Regions from separate parts of the Homo sapiens genome. Here region 1 is linked to region 2. Evidence: chromatin contacts called from ENCODE Hi-C or POLR2A ChIA-PET data. All regions are on one chromosome and are shown on one strand. The core of a region is the stretch at or near the end of the contact, and the rest is flanking DNA. Distances in the headings are between cores, read along the strand shown. Region 1 holds the start of GADD45B (growth arrest and DNA damage inducible beta). Region 2 holds the start of CIRBP (cold inducible RNA binding protein).

Evidence for each region. A loop is a pair of places that touch in the nucleus more often than their neighbours do. ChIA-PET counts read pairs that join two places held with the same protein, here RNA polymerase II (POLR2A). Pooled maps may share reads with other maps.
Region 1: a pooled map shows a loop between it and region 2 (2.8-fold over the local background). The contact joins the promoter of GADD45B here to the promoter of CIRBP in region 2. A Hi-C loop is called at or near these places in 5 of 50 pooled maps. POLR2A ChIA-PET finds 5 or more read pairs at or near these places in 3 of 52 experiments (AG04450, activated CD8-positive, alpha-beta memory T cell and activated T-cell).

The regions. Positions count from the first base shown.
Region 1 is chr19:2,474,677-2,477,376 of GRCh38, reverse strand. It overlaps GADD45B (growth arrest and DNA damage inducible beta), which reads right to left and starts at 1,250. Exons shown (of 4, transcript NM_015675.4): 1 at 975-1,250; 2 at 747-848; 3 at 126-348. The coding sequence starts at 1,018. RefSeq lists enhancers at 1-9, 80-239, 250-359, 1-590, 520-609 and 2 more and silencers at 1,990-2,099, 2,470-2,609.
Region 2 is chr19:1,267,906-1,270,605 of GRCh38, reverse strand. It overlaps CIRBP (cold inducible RNA binding protein), which reads right to left and starts at 1,274. Exons shown (of 6, transcript NM_001300829.2): 1 at 1,196-1,274. CIRBP-AS1 (CIRBP antisense RNA 1) reads left to right here and starts at 346. Exons shown (of 2, transcript NR_027271.1): 1 at 346-781; 2 at 2,216-2,700. RefSeq lists silencers at 658-967, 1,018-1,177, 1,388-1,597.

The DNA.
Region 1 (2,700 bases), core at 1-2,500, 1.2 Mb before region 2:
CTGCCCACGGGACATGCCAAACGTGGCTGAGCGCTGAGCTGTGCAGGACCAGTCAGCCCGACTTTGTTGACAAACACCGGCCCAGGTGCCCGGGCGTGGCGGGGCAGGGCAGAGGCCCGACTCACCGTGACCAGGAGACAATGCAGGTCTCGGGCCTCGGTGGTGCCCTGGGTCTCGGCCGGCTCTCCCAGGAGCTGCGCCAGGCGCTGCATGCCCGACACCCGCACGATGTTGATGTCGTTGTCACAGCAGAAGGACTGGATGAGCGTGAAGTGGATTTGCAGGGCGATGTCATCCTCCTCCTCCTCGTCAATGGCCAAGAGGCAGAGGACCACGCTGTCTGGGTCCCTGAGGGGGCCAAAGGGTAGGGATGGGTCAGCCGGGGACAGGGGAGGGGCCACCGTGCAGGGGGAGTTTGCAAAAAAGGAGCGTGCAAGAGCAAAAGAGAAACTGCAAGGGTGCAGGGGATTGCCTCTGCAAGCTGGTGACGGTGGGGGGAGGGGAGGGCACACGGTTCAAAGTATGGGGTAGGGGGAGACAGGCCCACGGCGGGAGGGGTGTTTGCAGACGATACATCAGGATACGGCAGCCCCCGATCCACAAAACGGCAGAGAAGCTCTGCATCCACAGCGGGGGGCACTTGGGGAAGTCCCAGCTCCATGCAAGACAAGCGTGCGGAAAGCGTCCAGAGCGGAGGGGAGGTCCCGTCCCACCCGCGCCCAGCCCGGGAAGGGGGTCTGACTCACACATTCATCAACTTGGCCGACTCGTACACCCCCACTGTGAGGCGATCCTGGCGCTGAGCGGCCACCAAAAGCTCCTCCACCGCGGCGGTCACCGTCTGCATCCTGAGACCAGGAAAGAGGGATCAGTGACGGGCGGACCACCGGGTGCTACGTTCCGCTCCCGGCCCGGCCCAACCCGACCCATCCCGTCCCGGCTGACCTCAGGCGGCGGCAGCCCCGGCTACTTACTTCTGCGCCGCGTTGTCGCACGCCACGAGCTCTTCCAGCGTCATGTTGCAATTATAATCCACAGTGGATGCGGCTCCACGGCAGTCCCCAGGGAGAAATTGCAAAATCCGAGCCAGAGAGCCCAAAACCTTCCCACAGAGCTAGAGCGCTCGTCCAAGACCTTCGGGAAGCAGCGAAATCCTTCCAGAAAAGGCGGAAAAATATATTGCAAAGTCCTTGGCGAGGATAATCCAGGAAGTTGCGGAAACCAACGGTAGTCCGACGCTTCGGCGATCTGAGCTGGGAGCCTCCGGCACCGACTTTTATAGACTTGAACATTGGGCGTGGCCTCAGTGGAGTCATTCGCCCCTCCTATTGGTGGAAAGACAAGGGCGAGTGCAGCTAGCTCTGCGGTTGGCCGACGGAGGGGAGGGGGAGGAGCGGCGTGCGGGGGCGCCCCACGTGGGGGCGAGAACCGGGAGGAGGGCGCGCGGGGGCCGGGTAGGTGACCGCGAATGCCAGAAAAGAAAAAAAAGCAGAAGTTTTTTTCTCCTGATTTCCCGGCAGCCGAGCCGCGGTTCGGGGCGCGCGCGGGATTTCCAGCGCGCGAGGCGGCCCGGACTTTCGGGGGGGCCTGGAATCCCCTCCCGATCCGCGGAGAGTCCCGGACCGCGCCTTTCCCAAGTTCTGCTGGGGGTGGAGGGGCTGCACCGGGAAGGGGCCCCGTTTGCAGCGTGATCTCGCCCAGGTGGTGGTGAGGGCCGGAGTCTCTCCTGGCTGCGACGACCCCAGCCCCTGGGTGATTTCGCTTCTCCCGGCCTCTCTGTTCCCGTCTGAGTAATGGGTCTGCAGCGCCGGCCTCGCTGGTTTGCAGAGCATGGCATAAAATACGGCTGACAGTAAGAGCCCAATACACATCAGCTGTCACCTGGTGGTCGCGGGAGGCCTCCTCGAGGGCCCCGAAAGTGGGAGGTTGCAAAGCCCGGGGCGCTCTGGAGAAGAAAGTGGGCGCCTCCTCGCCGACCCCGCGAGTATCAGGGTGGGGTGCGCGTGGGAGGTGCAGGTGGCGCGGCCCCGCCCCCGCCGGCTGCCTGGCGTTCCAGCCTTTGCCCGTGCGGAGGCCTCCAGGCCCTGGAGAAAGCCATTGTTGAGGGGAATGGTGCAGGCTCCGGCTGCACGCCGCCACCCAGGGCCCACGTGCAAGGATGACGGCTACTTTTATTTCTCACTCCGGGGTGGGCGCTGACCTGCATTGAGTGCGTGGTGCGGACCTGGTACCCCCCACCCCTCCGGATTCATGGATGATTTAATCCAAGACCTGGGAAGCAGGGGGGATGCTTATGTGCATTATGCAAAAGGGGAAACTGAGGCTTGGTGAGGCCATAGGCTAGTTCGTGTTGGAGCCACGCGTGTGCGCCAGGCACGGCCGCCTGCAGGACTCCGCCGCCCCGGGAAGGCTGTTCAGGAGCGAGGCTGGCAGGCCCCGCATGACAACGTCTCCCACGGTCGACTGGGGGCTCCCGGGTGACTCACATCTGAGTCCCCTCCCCCGCCAGCCTGGGGTCTGGCCTCCGCCCGGCGGCTCACTTTCCCCAGTTGCCCGGCTCCCCGGCCCGCGGGTCCGGCTGACGCATCCCACCTCCTCCGCGCCGCCCACCGCTGGGGCACGAAATGTCCCGGGGCTGCGAGGCGCGGTGGCGCCATCTGGTGGCCGCGCCGAGTTTCTGCGCCCTCAGCGCCGGAAGAG
Region 2 (2,700 bases), core at 25-2,524:
AGTAGAGATGGGGTCTTGCTCTGTTGCCCAGGCTGGTCTGAAACTCCTGGGCTCAAGCAATCCTCCCACCTTGGCCACCCAAAGTTTTGGGATTACAGGTGTGAGCCACCGCACCCAGCCACCTAGGACTTCTTAATTCAAATAATTTACTCCATCCACCCCCAAGACTGAAGGCAGGCCGCACCCATTTCCACAATGGGTGTCTCCCTTCCCCCACAGCCTTCCAGTTGTGCCCTGGGCAGGACTGCACTCTCAGGTTCTCCTATTTCCGAACGGGTGCCAACTCCTACCCTAACCAACTGACATCTACTTGTTGCTGGACCAGAACGTGCTTCTGCTCACTGTAAAATGCCTCCTGAGACTGGGGGGGGGGCTGGCTGTCAGGGAGGCCGCCCCGTCCTGGGGGGCACCTCAGGGCAGGTACTGACTTCCATAGCCAGGACCTAGGCCGGGAATCGGGAAGGGATGGCCCCGGAAGTGATAAGGCAGGATTTCCAGGCAGGGGAAGTGGCATTTAGGAGAACTGGCTATTTAAGGGGGCGGTCAGTGCTGACACAGACAAAGCATTCACTGGCTGGGAATGGCCGCCACCCAGTGGCTCTGAGAACTAGACTTGGAAGTCTGGCACTGGGAGCTGTGCCAACTTGGACCAAACTTTGGGCGCAAAGCACGACGTGGCAGACGAGGAACCACACTAGAACGGGCCACGCCTACCCAAGATTTACGAGGCCGTCCTTTCCCTCATGCAATCGCAATGGGAAAAGGAGGAAACTAAGGCTCGGTAAGCAAAAGCGTTGGTGTGTGGATACCTCCAGCCCCAAGGCCGGGAAAGCGGCCCTGGAGACCGGGGGCGCCACGTGGCCCCGCCCCCGCCGCGTGCGCATGCGCCCCGCGCGCACCCTGCGCCACTCCATCCGGGAACTCGGCGCTCCCGCCATTTCGCTGGGCACAGCCTCGAGCTCGCGGCCGCCATTTTGCGGCGGCAACCGGGTCGCCGGCGGCCCGGACCGGCGGGGAGAGGCCCTCTGGCCGCTACTCGGCCCAATCTCCCGCTGTCCCTCGCCGCCGGCGGGGCGGACTCCACCCCGGGCCCGCCCCCTCCCAGGGGCGTGCCGCTGCGGCCCCGCCTCGCCTGGCCGCCGCAGGCCGCCCGCCGCCCCGAGCTCCTCGGAGCCGGTGCAGCCAGGGCCCTCACCACTGAGTCGGGCAGGTCCCTGACGCAAGCGGGAAGACAGCGCACCACAACGACCCGAGCCTCCTAACGCGCGAGTGAGGGGGGGGCGTCCCCGAGCCCGGCCTTATATACGCTTCCGCCGGGCCCCGCCCCCTACACATCCTGGGCCAATCAGAGGGCGCGCCTGCGTCTTATATTCATGAGCTGGGGGCCGAGTCTATCTCGGTTCCGCCCCCTCCCGCGGACTGGTGTCGGGCTCGACTATTGGCCGAGACGTTTGCAGTCCGCAGTCCTCCACCCGCGCTCGAGGGGGCGTGACCAGCGCGCGGCGGGGCGGGGCGGGGCTGACCCAGTTACGCGTGCCTGCTCCCTGGCCTGCGGCGGGGAACAAATGGGCCTCTAGCCCCGATTCCCAGGCCTCAGGCCTCATGGGGACTTCTGGGTGTCACTGGGACCCCGACTTTGCCTGTGCTCCAGCAGTCCCGACATAACAACCTAGCCCAGATCCCCTACCCAACCAAGACCCGGCTGTCAGACATCCCAACTTCATCTGAACCCCGACACCTGTCGTGATATTCTTGCCAATACAACCGACGTCCCAGTTTTCCCAGCACCCCAGCACTCCATTCCTGCCATCAACCCCATGCCCACCAAAACCCCAACAGAGACAACCCCATTCATGCGAACCCCAATATTCGCAATCCCAATTCTTCCTACATCGCCACACTTTGGTGCACCCCAACTTTACGCAACCCAGTTTGCCTACAAACTCCAACCCGCACCCAAGCCTAACTCCCACTGGAACCGCGATTATCACGGCTGGGTGCGTGGCCCACACCCCCACACTCGCCTGGCCGGATAGTGTTGTGCGTCCCTGCTGTCGGGTGCAGGCGGACACCCCGAGTCCCCACTGCACCCCAGCACTCCGCCCGGCCCTCGGCCTCCCCTCCCACCGTGCTGCACAGCAACGGCGCACTCGCTCCCCACGCGGGGCCAGGCCCACTCTGCTCCTCCACCCAGGCCTTTTCTCTCCTTCCACAGGCCTCCCCTACTGAGCCTGGTTGGCGGAGGGGAGTCTTAAAGCCGCCGCCATCTGGAGAACCAGCTTTACAAGGACCCTCACTCACTACTCTTCGGCGGCCCCAAAGCCTCTGGGGGGCCCTCTATGGCCACCACTTGCTCCTCGCCCAGGAGTCATCTCATGCCGCCGCCTCCCCCAGCCCTGGTGGAAGAAGCCAGCGCGGACCCCTGCCTCTCTGCCCCAGAAAGTCTTCGGAGGGATGACCCTCTGCTGACAAGCTGGGGGAAGTTGGCGTACAGAGACCCCCGCTTTGCTGCTCATCCCAGGGAAATCCCGGCCCCACTCCTGACCTCAGACTCACTTCCACCCTCAAGTGGATCGAGGTGGGGGTAGCCAGGGGCGCTGTCTCCAGTGACAAGGTCTCTGGGACCCCTCATGGGCTCAAGACCCCCTCCCCCAGGCAGCAGCTGTGTGATTCATCACCACCCCCTCTGCACCTCGGGCC